2 separate regions of the Homo sapiens genome follow, and region 2 is linked to region 1. The links are chromatin contacts, found by Hi-C in ENCODE. All regions are on one chromosome and are shown on one strand. Each heading gives the region's core, a stretch centred on a gene start or an enhancer-like site at or near the end of the contact. The rest is flanking DNA. Distances are from core to core; before and after follow the strand shown. Region 1 holds the start of ACSL4 (acyl-CoA synthetase long chain family member 4). Region 2 overlaps TSC22D3 (TSC22 domain family member 3).

Region 1 (7,661 bases), core at 3,613-6,112:
ACTTACCAAAATCCTTGATGGAAAATGATACAGTTTTGCCAAAATATTTTTAATTTAGAAAGTGAAACCAAAAACCTCTTTAGCATATCATGCGTCTATTTAATTTTAAAATACAAATTTTAATGTTGCATTTGACAGCCTGGTGAGGTAGACATTATATTTTTAAGGCAGCCATTTTAATATAGTGAGAGCATGTGTGAATATGTATTAACATTCTAAGCCATTAAGGCCACTTGTTCACAGAATATATTTGAGCTCTAAAATTGTTGAAAGAGAAAATGCTCAAATAGCTTACAGAAATAATGGATGTTATACAGAACAGAAAGGAATCAAATTAAATAACAAAAGTTTGTAAGATTTCTTGACACCAAAAGCACAGTCCATAGAGGAAAAATTAATAAACTGGACCTCATCCAAATTAAAGCCTTTTGCTCTGTGAAATTCCCTGTGAAGAGGTTGGAAAGACAAGCTACAGACTGGGAGAACATATTTTCATACCACTACCTGACAAATGATTAGTATTAAGAATAAAAAGGCCAGGGGCGGTGGCTCACGCCTGTAATCCCAGCACTTTGGGAGGCCGAGGCGGGTGGATCATGAGGTCAGGAGATCGAGACCACCCTGGCTAACACGGTGAAACCCTGTCTCTACTAAAAATACAAAAAAAAAAAAAAATTAGCCAGGTGTGGTGGCGGGTGCCTGTAGTCCCAGATACTTGGGAGGCTGAGGCAGGAGAATGGCGTGAATCTGGGAGGCAGAGCTTGCAGTGAGATTGCACCACTGCACTCCAGCCTGGGCAACAGAGCGAGACTCCGTCTCAAAAAAATAATAAAAAACTCTTAAAACTCACCAGGTTAAAAAAAAAATCCAAATAGAAAATGGACAAAAGACATGAACTGATATTTCACTGAAGATACAGAGAATGGCAAATAAACACATGGAAAAATGATCAACATCATTGGCGATCAGAAAAATGCAAATTAAAACTAGGAGGATATATTACTACACACCTATGAGAATGGCTAAAATAAAAAATAGTAACAGCACCAAATGCTGTCAAGGATGAGGAGCATTCACACATTCCTGGTGGGAATGTAAAATGGTACAGCCACTCTGGAAAATGGTTTGGCAGTTCCTTAGAAAACTAAACATGCAAGTGCTATACCACCCAAGAAGTACACTCTCAGGCATTTCAGAAATTTATGTTCACACAAAATCCTGTGGACAACTGTTCATATGAGCTTTATTCAAAATAGGCAATAAATAAATAAATAAATAAGTAAAACAAACAAAAACCCTGGAAACATCAGATGCCCTTCAAGAGGTGACTGGTTAAACAAACTGCAGTAAATCCATATTATGGAATACTACTCAGCAATGGAAAGGAACAAGCCATTGATAAAAGGTATATTCCTTGCACTAATCTCCAAGGAATTATGCTGAGTGAAGTAAAGTCAGTCTCCAAAGGTTATATACTGTGTGATTCATTTATATAAGCATTTTTGAAATGACAAAATTATAGACATGAAAAACAGATCAGTGGTTGCCAGGAGTCAGGGATGAAGGGAGATGGCTACATCTATAAAAAGACAACAAAAAGGATCCTTGTGGTGATGCAATTGTTCTGTATCTTGACTGTGGTAGTGCTTATATAAATCTACACGTGATAACATTATGTAGAACTAAATACATACATGCAAATGACTGCATTAAAGGTGACGAAATCTGAGTAAGGTTGATGGATTGCATCGATTTCAATTTTGTAGTTGTGATGTTACACTATACTTATGCATGAGGCTATTATTGGGGGAAATTAGATAAAGCGTATTATTTCTTACAACTATATGTGAATCTACAACTATCTCAAAATAAAAAGTTAAAAGGGAAAGAAAGAGTATATAAGACCAGCCAATGGTAGAAGTGGAAAAACAAAGCTTTTATTTTTGCTAAAGGCTCAGCAATTGAAAGGATGGAGAAAAAGGTAATGTCAAAGAGTCTACAGGCTACAATTAATAGAATCATCTCTTCCTCCCCTATGGAAACTTAACTTCTCCAGAATTTTGTTTGTCCTTGATTTGACTGTTGTTGTTTTTAACAAAAATAAACTGGATGTACATCTGTCTCTCCACATGCCCCCCAACCATCTCCATCAGCCCAAAGTATAAACTCATAGAGTAGGGTTTGTCTTAACCATCATGTCCTGAGGGCCTGACATACGTGACAGATGAAGGAAGAAGATAGTTGAATGAATTAATAAATGAATGAGATGCCCACATATTATTTTAAAGTTCCTAGCCAATTACAGTTGTAAGGCAGTATGTGAGTGCGGTGGCGCGATCTCGGCTCACTGCAAGCTCCACCTTCCGGGTTCACGCCATTCTTCTGCCTCAGCCTCCCAAGTAGCTGGGACTACAGTCACCCACCACCACGCCTGGCTAATTTTTTGTATTTTTAGTAGAGACGGGGTTCCACCGTATTAGCCAGGATGGTCTCGATCTCCTGACCTCATGATCCGCCGGCCTCGGCCTCCCAAAGTGCTAGGATTACAGGCGTGAGCCACCACACCCAGCCATTCCCTTATAAATTTCTAAAAGCCATGGACATTTAAAAAATAGTGCGGTATAACACACATTTCACTTGCAAGCAGAAATTAACATAATACCCAACATTTGTAAAATGCTTCTGAGTTTATAGATTTTCACATATAATTATTTATTTAATCAGGATTAAGAACTAAGTATACCTAAATTGAAACCACTATACACAAACCTTTGAGAAAAACATTCTAGTCAACTGGTATAACAGGATTTATAACAGCCTTAACGCAAATTGCATTATATGTGTGTGTGTATACCTATATATACACGTGTGTATATATATATTTGTCATATATATTCATTATAAGAATATATCATTCAAATTGGGGGACTTGTGGATCATTTCAACAACCATAAAGACACTTATTTTACAGATGCAAAAACTAAGAGAGGTGAAGTGACTTGTTCAAGGTTAAATATATATCTAGAGTTGGGTCTAGAACCTGAGCCTCTCCAGAGTTCCAATTCATTTCTCTTGTCTGAATTGAACAAGACTCTTCTTTCTTCACCCATCTCACCCCTACCAAAAATACTGAAAGAAATATCTTAATCTAAATCACTTGTGTTTTTAAATAGGGGGTTTTCCAAAAAAAAAAAAAAACCCACAAAATTGAATTTACTCAAGCTTTCAATTGCTGTATTACACCTTCCATGGATTTTTAGTTGTCAAATTATTTCTTATAGCAGGACAATAAGGTACTTTATTCTAAGGTACAAGTATACTAACAGTTTAATGTTTCATCCCCCACCTAAATGGCAGAGAGTGTTAATTCTAACAGGAGTCTTACATGTCTTACACTTTAGCAGTTTCAATCAAAAGATGAGCTATTTTACAATTTAAGGAAGAGGCCTTACACTGTTAAAATCTTGACCGATATGCTCAATGGCAGTACCATCATTGAATCTCCACCTGCTGCCTTACGTATCAAGAACATTTAAAAGTCTTTCTTGTTAGAGACAAAATAAAAGAAAAACTAAGGTGACAAGCGACTATGAGAAATAAGGCTTTAATCAGGTTAAATTTGCATTATGCAGCCTGCATGAATTTAGAGGTCCTAGAATCAAAACACTAGAAGGAACCTTTGATATGCTCTAGTTCAACAGACTGATTTTTGCAGAAGAGGAAACTGAAGCGCTGATGAGACCATTAACTGATAAAGCAAACCGCTTACTTTTTCAAAGGGATTCATTTCAATGCCATTTTACCCTTATTTTGCATCTCACTGTTGTTTCTCAGAGCGACGATTGACCTTTTTTTAGGTGAAAAGAGCGAATAGAGCGTATTAATTTCAAGAGGGTGAAAAATGCCTTTGAAGGAGGAGATGCTGGAGTGAAGAGGAGAAATGACGTCTTATTTAAAATATGTAACCCCTTGATGGGGTTAGACAATGAATCATATTCTCCTAGATTTTTCTATGTCTATAGACATCAGCCACAGTTCTTTCAGGCACTCAAACGAGAGGAAGAGGAAGTGAATAAAGCTCATACTAAATATATAGCACCCACTGAAGGCAGGGATGTAGACAGAAAGAACGGGGGTGGGGGAAGGAAGGAAAGCACGCTTCGCCAGGATCCAGCTGTTTTCTAACAAACCTAAGCCTACGGAAGCTAGGAAGATATCGGAAGCAAGGAAGATATCGGAAGCGACGGCATCCCTCAAATTCGAGAGGGCGGATGCCTCTAGGGCTAGAGAGGCTCCCTAGCCCTCAGTTACAGAGCGACTGGGAGGGGACAAAATGGAGTTGAGGTTTAGGGGCACCCTAAAGGTCGTTTGGAGGTCTAGCAAGCACTTCATGGTCTCCTCCGGAAAGGGCCGTGGCAAAGCCTAGTACCCCGATCAGGAAGATGACTTCTGGCCCTCGGGATGCGGTGAGCGGCAGGAAGAGGCAGGCTGGGGTTCCGAGGACCCCAGAGTCCATCACAGGAGCAGATACAGTGACCTCGGGAATCTTCCCGGCCCCAGCGGAGGCGAGCGGATAGATAGCCCTGGCTCAAGGAAAAAAGCGAGCCGACTCCAGGAGCTGGAATGCCCACCCAACCTCCTCCCGGCTCAGGTGAGGTACGCCAGTCCCCCTCTGGAAATGGGGCCCTGGTACCGACAGGGCAGGGGTGCCGGGGCCGCAACCTCCCCATCCAGGGATACTCACCGGAGGGGCGGCCCACCGCGTCTTCGCAGCCGGCCGGCGCCTGGCACTCGGAAAGCTCGCAAAAAGGAACCGCGTGCCCGCTAGCGCTGGGACGAGGAGGAGCGCGCGGCGGAGGCCAGAGAAAAAGCCGCAGCGGCGCGCGCGCACCCGGACAGCCGGCGGAGGCGGGACTCAGCGCGAGCCCGGAAAAGACGCGCCCGGAGGGGCGGGCGGAGCGGGGGCGCGCGGTGGTGTGGCAGAGCCAGCCGAATCGCTGGCTGCAGACGGCTCGGCCCACCCACGCGCCCGCCCCCGCTCGCCCGGGACGTCAGTCGAAAAGGCGGAGCCGAACGGGCTTCCCGGGGCGCGGGAGGGGCGCTGCGAGGAAGGCGAGGCGGCTAACGGCTCGCCTCAAGTTGTTGCTCCCGCTGGCGATCCGCTTCTGTCAGTCTCGCTGCTGGTGTCGTTGAGTGTGTTTCGGGATGTCCTTGCGCCTAACAGCAGTGAGGCGCAGAATTGGCCCACGCCCTCACCTGCGGCTTGCTTCGCAGGACTCCACCCCAGGATAAAAGTTCCCCTCGGGTCATCTTCCAGCTGCCCTCAAAAGACACTCATTTTTGGGTTTCACTGCTCCTCTTTAAGAGAGCTATCTTGAACACTTTGACTAAAAGCATCTTGCTCCTGTAAGCCTGAACTAATGCCTCTCATCCGTTTATCTTGCCTCTTACTGCGTTAAGATCCCCGCTCACTCCCACTGATGAAATATCACAAGGACGCAGGATTTTCACGTTGTCTTTCATTTCCACGATGGTATCATGGCAAAAAAACCCCCAACTGATAAGGAAAAGTCACCGCAGCTTTGTGACATCTTACTAGCCCTGATCATTGCTTATAAGCCGGTCATACGAATGCTGTTCCAACAGATGCAAGAAATTGCTATTAAAATTAAAATGCCAGCGAACTATCTGAGGGCTTCAAAAGGGACAGACCATAATTGCAAATGAGGCCTGATAAACTGCCAAGAATATATCACCCAAAAAAATAAATCTCAAGAATTCTTCCAGTTCCCTGATGCGTAATGGTGAACTAGCTTCCTGTTCCTGATGGTAATTGACATTTCACTTCACTTGCTGATTTCCATTTTCCCATAGAATTACCATTTGTGCTTGTGTGTGTGTATATATATATGTATATATAAAATGCCTTACCACCTGAGATTACAAGCTAGAGTAGTTCTTCAGTGTGCATCACAATTATCTGGGGTGCTTGTTGAAATGTAGGTACCTGGAGCTACAACCCCCAGGTATTTTGATTCTGATCTGGGTAGGGATAAGAAATTTGAATTTTTAATAAGCAGCCCAGGTGACACTAAAAGTGGTTAGCTGAGAGCACAGAGCTATAGTTTTTGTGTTACTACTCTAAAGCCATATTACCAATTCAATTTCCAAGAAACCCACCCACTTACATATAATATACCTATAAATATTGCTAAGACAGTCATGTAGCTTCCTTTTTCAAGATTGACCTACAAAGTTCAGTACTTCAAACAACGAGTTTAATTGTCATGTTTATTTTATGAAATCTTGTTTTAATACCAGAAATAAGCAATCATATGTCAGGTACGTAATTCACTGGGTAACTATGATGTACAGAGCACTATCACCTACAGTTGGGTTAACACAAATGAAATTGAAGAAATGAATATCGCTGTTCTCAATAAAGTTAGTGTCTAGTTGTGGAATTAAAATATAGATATAATACAAACCCAGTGTAGCACATAAATCAGTGTGCTGGATGAAGATGAAAAAGAACTTGTAATTAAAGAGTACTTTTGCCAGTTTCCTTTATTGTCGGTCTCTTAGCCCAGACATTTTCAATTAGGTAATTTCCTCTGAACAGAGTCTTCAGCTTACTGAAGTTCCTCCAGCTCTACAAGATATAAAGGAAAGAAATCACTATAGCCTGAAACTATCCGTTTTTTGGTATACAAATGTGTGTATGATATACATATAGATATGTTTATCAGACCAAGAAACTACTTGGATTTTCAAGATCTCTTATTACTTAAGCTATTCATTAGTGTGTACAGTTCTGGCTGTCTTCATCACCTACCACATCTCACCTTCTTCCACATTTAACTGCACCCAAGTTGAAGAGGAAAGAAGAACTATACCTCCAAAAAGGAAACCAAGTATAACCACGCTATTTCCAGCTTTCCTTTTTCGGAGTCAAAACAAACCTTGCTTAATTTCTTGTCATCAGAAACCTTCCAGAAATTACTGCCCAGGAGCAAAATATTTCCCAAGCAGCTGTCTGACATTTTAAAGAGAACATTTGCAACGTTGTTTATTAGTTAGGAAGATAGGGTATTATTATCCCTATTTCACAGATGAAGAAATAGATGCAGGTTAAGTGTCTTGTCCAGTCACACAACTAAGTAGTAACAGAGCCTGAATTTCCTACTACACTGCTTATGACTCCTAGACCAGGGTGCTTGCCGCTACATTAAGCTGCCTCTGTAATGAGTCCTACCCAGAACTACCAACCCAATTAGAAATGGAGTAGATAAACGTATGGAAATGGAAGAGTTAGGAAAATGTACAATGCAATTGACAGATTCAAAATGCAATGTAATAAGTACTAAAAGCATGAGAATTAGTCTGTTAGAAGCTAAACAGAATTTAAAGGACAGCTCTGTTAACAGGCACTGATATTTAGGCCTTGCCTATTTTATTATTCTGTAACAAGAAGCTGAAACAGATAGCCAGGCTGCTCTTGGCATTAGTTATTTATGGAAGGGCAGAAAACAACTGTTCTTCATTGACTGTGTAACAAGCCTTTGCGTGTTAAACTTCACGGGTTTGTAGAATAATAATAATTTTCTCCTGTGGTCTAAATACAAGCAGCAGGGCTTCATAATAATATTTGCATTGACAAG
Region 2 (7,661 bases), core at 3,458-5,957, 2.0 Mb before region 1:
GGGCAGGAGAATCACTTGAACCTGGGAGGCAGAGGTTGCAGTGAGCCGATCGCGCCATGCACTCCAACCTAGGTTACAGAGCAAGACTCCGTCGAAAGAAGAAAGAAGAAAGGAAGGAAGGAAGGAAAGAAGGAAGGAAGGAAGGAAGGAAAAGAAGGGGAAATAAAAAGGGAAGAAATAAGGCTGTAGGTGATTCTCTTCCTCTCCAAAATTGCATGGAGTCTTGTGGGTGCTGGGCCACGTATCCATCTTTAAAAGTGGCTATTTCCTCAGCCTTCTTCAAACAGGGTAACTGGATAAGAGCTAGATATGAGGATGAGTAGAATTTGGGGGCTAGAAGCAGAGCTGAGGCCTAGAACAAAGAGGTAACATGTAGGAGTCTCACAGCCAGAGGACTCCTCCTGGCCCCAGTACCCACTAAGCACTTGACTTAGAAACGATCGTGTATAGCCACCTTGTTTTGCAGATTGGAAAACCGAGGTCTAGAGATGCCAATGACTTGTCCAAGGTCATGTAGTTTGCTAGCCAAAGACTAGGACTACAGCCCAGAACTCCTGACTGCCTTTTCCAGGAATACTTCTGCTCCCTCAGCCTTCCTCAAAGTGACTGTCAGTTTAATTTTATAAGATGGTGGGGCTTGTGGTAAGGACTCTGAAGAGAAAATGTCAAAAGAATAGACCAAATGATGGAAACAGGAGATTATCAAGCCTCAGCATTCTCTCCGACTTTCCCTAGCCCTTTTGCCACCTCCATAGCCTGCCTGTCTTCCTACTCCCTGGAACGTAAGGCTGCCCTGGGGACAGCCTCCCAGGGTTGGCTCTGGAGCTCCTGCTCGTCCTCCTCTGTAGCCACTTCTCTGGGGCATCTGTCCGCACACGTCTTCAGCTCCCATGACACACAGACATGCCCGCATCTCGAGCTCTAGCCCTCGACTTCACCTTCACATTTGTCTTTCTATAGGATATTTCCATATGTAAATATGCCTCGCTCAGCCAGAAATCAAAATTGGAATTCATCTTCCCTATGCAAAGCTACAGCCTTTTCCTACCCCCTGTTTCTTTCAGTGCTTCCATAGTCCACCAATCCTCCCGACTCAAAACTTCCATGTCACCAGAGGCTGGGGGAGAAGGAAATGGGGTTGGGGGGTGGTTAGTGTTTAATGGGTATACAGTGCCAGTTTGGGATGATGACAAAGTTCTTGAGAAGGATGGTGGTGATGGTTACACAACAATGTGACCATAATTAATGGCATTGGACTGTACATTTGTAATGGGTGAAAATGGTAAATTCTATGTTATGTCTATTTCACCACAATTAAAAAAAACAAAAACAAAAACCCAAACCCAAAACTCATGTCATCCTTGACTTGTGGCTACCTTGCTGTCTTCTCCCCAGCTTACTTTGCCACCAAGTAATTCTGATTTTTCACCTAGTGGAGATTCCTCAAACTTTCCCATACTCCAGCACCAAGAGGGATTTGTTAAGAGTTATCAATTCCCCAGTCCTACTCGGCTCTTTGGTGTAGGGGTGGAGCATGGAATCCACATTTTAAACTTCCCAACAAACCTGATGTGGGTGGACTGCAGACTGCACTTGGAGAAATAAATACTGCCTCTCAGTGTCTTTTGGCTTTGTCCCTTCCTCTTCCTTCTACTACCCCTATCCCTGCCCCAGCTGGCCCTCATCACCTCACACCTGGATTACAGCAACAGCTGGCCCATCACTAGCCTTTCCCTATTCCAGCCTCTCCAGCTGCCAGGACCCATCTTCTACAAATATCTTTTGCATCACATCACTTCCCTGCTCAGAAGCCTACCATGGCTCCCTGAGACCTCTTAGATTCTATCTAAAGTCACTTGGCTGGGAGCCAGCCAAGTGAGCCTCCCACCCTCCCGCTTACCTTCTTCTCTGTTCACTGCCACCCCTCCCGTGCTCATTAGTCATTTATTTTCCTTGTGTTAGTCCCTCTGCTAGTTTGGGGTGGTCTTTCTTCTATTTCCCCCTTCCCACCATGAGCCCTGGAACACTTCTGGTTACGTTGGAGGAATTATGAAAACTGTTCAGATTCTCTATCCTGCTTCTCAGTGCATTAATCTTGCCTCCCCCCAATGTGGGCTTTGCCATTCACCAGCTGTATGACTTTGGGCAAGTTGCTTAACCTCTCTGTGCCGTAGTGTTTTCATGTTCTCATGTGTAGAATGGTGATCTCAATAGGGCATACCTCATATGTCTGTGGACAGGATTAAGAGTCAACAGATGTAAAAAGTCTTATGACGGTTTCTAGCGTAAAGTAAGTGCCATGTAAGTGTTAGCTATTATTAGTAATTAGTATGATCACCTCCTCTTTCAGCCAGCTCATCTCTGGAAACCATGTCTGCTTGGAATACCTAACTGATCGAGTTCTCTGTTAAACCTTGCCTGATCTTGTGGAGGCGGTTAAGTATTAAGTGTTTGGGTTTCAACAAGCTCCTGTACATGAGATAACCTGAGGAACTGGGCCGTCTACAAAGCTGTAATTATGTCCATTAATTTCTAACCAACTAGGAGGAGAGGTGCTGAGAGTTGAAAGCAAGATTTTCCAGCATAAATAGGATTGATGATGTGGATGATGTGAGGGCAACTTTGCAATAATTTTATCATTTTTTTTTTTAAGACGGAGTTTCGCTCTTGTTGCCCAGGTTGGAGTGCAATGGTGTGATCTTGACTCACTGCAACCTCCGCCTCCTGGGTTCAAGCAATTCTCCTGCCTCAGCCTCCCGAGTAGCTGGGATTACAGGCATGCGCCACCACACTCAGCTAATTTTGTATTTTTAGTAGAGATAGGGTTTCACCATGTTGGCCAGGCTGGTCTCGAACTCCTGACCTCAGGTGATCTGCCCGCCTTGGCCTCCCAAAGTGCTGGGATTGCAGGCGTGAGCCACTGCACCCAGCCAACTTCACAATACCTTAAAGGACAGTGGATCATGCACCTTTTTTCCTATGGTCTTTCTGGAGTCCTTCTGCTGATACTCCAGGTCCCAGAGGCCCTGCCCCTGGCTTCCTTGTCGGAGCCCTCCTGGAACACCCTCCTCTGTGGCCATCCCCAGCTTGAAAGCCTCACACTTTGTGTCCCAAGCAGTCCTTGTCTGGAAATAACCCATCACCCACATTTCTGTTCTAGTCTACTTTTTCTTTAAATTGACAGACACAACTAAAATTGTATGCATTTGTGATGTTTTGAAATATATACACATTGTGGAATGGCTCAATCTAGCTAATTAATATATGCATTGTTGTTTTAGCTTTCAAATCCATGTCTTTGATTTTGTAGTGAATATAATTAATTCCTTTAAGGCCCACTGAATTCACAGCCAGTGTTTGTAATTATGTGTCCTGCCGCCCCCCCCCCGGCCCCGCCCACCCGAGTCTCTCTTTCTCTCTCAATGAATACCAAAAGTTCAAGTACTATAGAGTTGGGGGAGGTTTGAGAATATTTTTGACATAAAAAAAGGGCCCTTATTGTCACTAAGGTTGGGAACCACTGCCCCATGGGACATGTGGGAGCCATGGGAGTAGCACTAAGTTCTCTGGCTCTCAGTTTTCTCGTCTGTCAAATGGAGGTAAATCATAACTGCCTCTTTTTCTAAGGGCAGGAAACAGAATGTTTTGTACTCGGAAGCGGGGCCAGGGAGCAGTGCTCTTGTGATCCTTGCTGCTATGCTGGGAAGCCTCCATGAGGATGAGATGAGAGAATAGATGGGAGGGCACATGCAGAGGTGGCAAAAGCAGGCAGGGGATGCATACTCCTTCAAGCCTCATTATTATTTTCCTCGTTCTGGGTCCAGCTGGACCAGCTGAGCCCAGAAGCCTAAAACCCATGGAAGTCTTTCCAGGAGCAACGTGTTCTTTTGCCTTCCTCCACCCTTAGTCACTTTTCTGTGGAGAAACAACAACAGAAAGCAGCTCCTGTATGTGACTAAGAAACATCTACAAACTTCCTCTTATCTAGCCTAGTAACTGCTGTGGCCTCAGAAGTTGCAGTGTTTGTCTCTGTTTAGTCAGCGTTGCCTAGGAAACAAAGTTGTTCTCTCTTTACCACTATGTGACTGTGGGGCCAGTTTTTTCCCCTTTCTTGTAGAGAAAGGCTTGATGACCAGAGAGGTTTGGGGCGTTGTTGGGCTATTTTCTAGGTTTCCTTTTTTCATCTGCTTTTTCTCATTCAGCTGCAAGTCTGGCATGGGAAGTCTACAGAAGATGAACCAAATAGCCACAAAGTCTCTGAGCTAATTTTGAAAGGTGGGGATTTGGGAGTAAGTGGGGACTGGGAGAGCTGGTCAGGGTGAGGAATGGCTGCCAGGGGGCTTTGAATGCACTCGTTTGAAGTTTGTATCTGTACCAGCAGCTGTGGAATCTGCATGCCATGAACCAGTTGGCAGGTATAGACAATGAACCTGGCATTATGAATAGCAAGGTTGGGAGCAGGTGGGGAAATTGGGATTTGAGAGGCCAGCAAGCAGGAGTTTGCAATGTTCTGAAGGGTTTTGGTGATTAGAAAAGAACAGGTCAGCTGGGTGCAGTGGCGCATGCCTATAATCCCTGCACTCTGGAGGGCCAAGGAGGCAGGTTGCTTGAGTCCAGGAGCTCGAGACCAGCCTGGGCAACATGGCGAAACCTCCATCTCTACTAAAAATACAAAAAAATATATATATTCAGGAGTGGTGGTGCACACCTGTAGCCCCAGCTACTCAGGAGGCTGAGGTGAGGATCATCTGAGCCCAGGGAGTTGAGACTGCAGTGAGCTTTGATGGCCCCACTGCATTCCAGCCTGGGCAACAAGAGTGAGACCCTGTCTCAAAAAAAAAAACCAAAAAAAAAAACCCAAAATGTCAACATGTATGACCTTTACAGAGGAAGAAGCATGTCATTTTGATTACATTTAGGCAGTGGTTGATGTAAGGGGCGGGGGGCAAGATATCTTGGTCACCCTGAGGTTTGTGGCTCAGGAAAATCAAGGAGTTCTGTTTCCCCAATTTCAAGTGGGAAAAGGATAGGTATATATGCTACCAGAAGCTGAGATGGAATGGAGTCACTTGAAGAGAGGTGATCGTTTCCCTTGGGAACATAGTGGGCTTAGAACACAGCTCAGGGTCCAGAGGAAGTTCAGGTTAGGGCGTGGTAAAGGAGACACTAAGCACTCATCAACAACCAATCAGAGAAATGCTAGGTCTCTGGATGCTGGGGACATGGAGCTGGGAAAGGGTGATGGGTGATAATGAACCCCAAAGAGAGGTGGAGGAAGGAATCTGGAGCCAGGAGCCTTAGACTTGGCCCTACCCACGTGGTTGGTGGGTTTGGTGAGAGAACTTTCAGCAGTGTCCCTGAGAACTTTCAGCAGGGACTGAGGATATCTTTCCTTGGCTGGAAGTAAGGGGAAGAGCAAAGGAAAGGGGGGTGGTTTTGCTACCTCATACATTCTCCCTCCTTCTCTTACTAGAGCCTTCTTAGCTCCTTTGCCAAGTCAAGTGTCACATGTGGATTGGTATTAAGGAGAATGCATTAAGTGAGCCCAGTGATGTTTTCAGAAGACAGAAGAGGCCCACGCCTGTTGATTTGGTTCCGCTCTTCTCGCTCCCTCCTATGTATACCCTGCCTGTTTCTTTTGGGCCTTCCTCGGGGTATCTTTCCTCCCAAATCACCCCCTCAAGCTACAGTTGTGTGTTATGAGTCACCTTGCCACTCACTCCGAAGCTCTCATATGAAAGCGGAGCAGGAGAGGGAGGAAGGATCTGGGCTTGAGTCCTAATTCCCGTAATAGCCATGTGACTTTGGGCAAGTCACTTAAACTCGCTGAGTCTCAGTTTCTTTATCCAGACAGTGAGGGCAAACAGCATGTCCTTCATATGAGTATTGTGCAGATGACACGAGATCACGGCTGCAGCATAGGCCTGGCACTGACAGGGTGCTCAAGGGATATTCAGGGGGTCAGCAAAACAGCCCCTACTGGGTGAGGGGCCTCTCCCACCCAGTCCATTTATACTCAGTCAGACACCAAGTTTATTTTTAGAAAAACAGAGCAAAGTTTATTGAAATTTCAAGCTACATTTGGAAAATCAAAATCCAAATCCTGGAACCATACATCAGGATAAGGTGTCAAAAAGTGGAAAGTGTTCACTCTCACAAAACCCGCTACAGACAAGCTTTCTGGGCACACCTCCCAGGCTCCATTGGATCAAAGCCATCCCCTTGTTCATCCCTCATCCACAGTAGGACACCATCCTTCTGTTCACTTGAAAGTTTTCCACAATAATTACAAAACAAAACAAAAAACGTTTTCAAATGACACTGTGAAGCCCAAACTGATCTTCTCTCAACCCCATTCTATGTAGTCAGCACCAGTGAATGGTGGGTTTGGCATTCAAAACAGGACTTCACGTTTCAGTGGACAGCTGGGGAAAGGGTTGCAGCAGCAAGGCATCCGTGGCCGCATTCAGAGGCTGGCCCCCCTCCTTGCCTTTACTCTCGAGTCTTACTTAACCTAAAAGACAAACTGGGTCAACTTGGTAAATGAACACAGTCAAAGACTTAGCCATAAGAGGTAAGGGACCAGTCAATACTCCCAAGGCTGGTTAGGCCCTTCAACATGTAGGTGGATGTGTATATGTATACATCGCTACACTAAGATACAGATCTAGCCCTATGGGTATATATACGCATTTATGGCTATATAGAAAAACTATGCCAATACTAACCAAACAGAACTTTGTAAGCGGTCATCCCAAAGCTGTAATCCCACACTGGGCTGTGCACAAAGCCATGCATTATACCATATTAACCAACAGAAGGCTGACTTGGCTCAATCTCTCCCATCTGTGTCCCCTGCCTTCACGAAACAGAGGAGAAGAGAGAGGTTGCCTCTGCTTAAAACACAAGTGGCTTCTTCATAGGAACAGTCGTTGTCAGGTGAAGCTGTTGAAGATGTCCATGGAGATGAGAAACAGACCCCTTAAACTTTCTGGAGCAAACTGGTGTCACACCTCAAACTACCCTTCTCCTTTGCCAGTTGCAGCTAAGTTGCCCAGGCCCTGGGAGCCCCCAGGGCGCAGTAGCATTAGAGGCTCACTGGCTTGGTGTTACTAGGCCCCATGCAACTCAGCCTCCAGAGACCTGCTCTTGTCAGGGGTCTGTCGCTGGAGTGGACCCAGGTGGCCATGTCCTTAGGACATCTCTTGGCACCAGCTGTGCTAGGTGTAAAGTTCTCCTCGTGAGATGATGCTTGGGGAGCCAAAAACAAACTGGAAAGAACTAGGTAAAACAAGTTTAGTGGCTCTGCCCACCCTGAGGACAGAGCCACTTACACCGCAGAACCACCAGGGGCCTCGGGCACTTGTGGGGATTCGGGAGCTGGCTCTTCAGGGCTCAGACAGGACTGGAACTTCTCCAGCTGCTCTGGGCTTGCCAGGGTCTTCAACAGGGTGTTCTCACGCTCTAGCTGGGAGTTCTTCTCCACCAGCTCTCGGATCTGCTCCTTCAGGATCTCCACCTCCTCTCTCACAGCATACATCAGATGATTCTTCACCAGATCCTGCCAATGAGGGAATCATAACAAAGCCATTCCTTAGCCATCGTGGCCCCTCTGCAGCACCTTTGCTCTGTCATTGGTGTGCCTGTGCTGTCCTTAATGC

The links. Hi-C counts contacts between places; a loop is a spot of excess contacts on that map. Pooled maps may share reads with other maps.
Region 2: a pooled map shows a loop between it and region 1 (11-fold over the local background). The contact joins the enhancer-like site here to the promoter of ACSL4 in region 1. A Hi-C loop is called at or near these places in 4 of 50 pooled maps.

Annotation. Positions count from the first base shown.
Region 1 is chrX:109,728,395-109,736,055 of GRCh38, forward strand. ACSL4 (acyl-CoA synthetase long chain family member 4) reads right to left here and starts at 4,863. Exons shown (of 16, transcript NM_001318510.2): 1 at 4,745-4,863. It overlaps LOC105373311 (a long non-coding RNA gene), which reads left to right and starts at 4,117. Exons shown (of 1, transcript NR_158569.1): 1 at 4,117-6,564. RefSeq lists enhancers at 4,226-4,275, 4,336-4,475 and silencers at 4,598-4,718, 4,816-5,125.
Region 2 is chrX:107,707,189-107,714,849 of GRCh38, forward strand. It overlaps TSC22D3 (TSC22 domain family member 3), which reads right to left. Exons shown (of 3, transcript NM_198057.3): 3 at 6,033-7,561. The coding sequence ends at 7,331. Among named protein-coding and RNA genes, the nearest start is that of TSC22D3, 65 kb to the right of the region's middle. Within about 2 kb of position 4,708, at least 26 of the 41 ENCODE cell types and tissues checked have a DNase peak (open chromatin) inside an H3K27ac peak, as active enhancers do.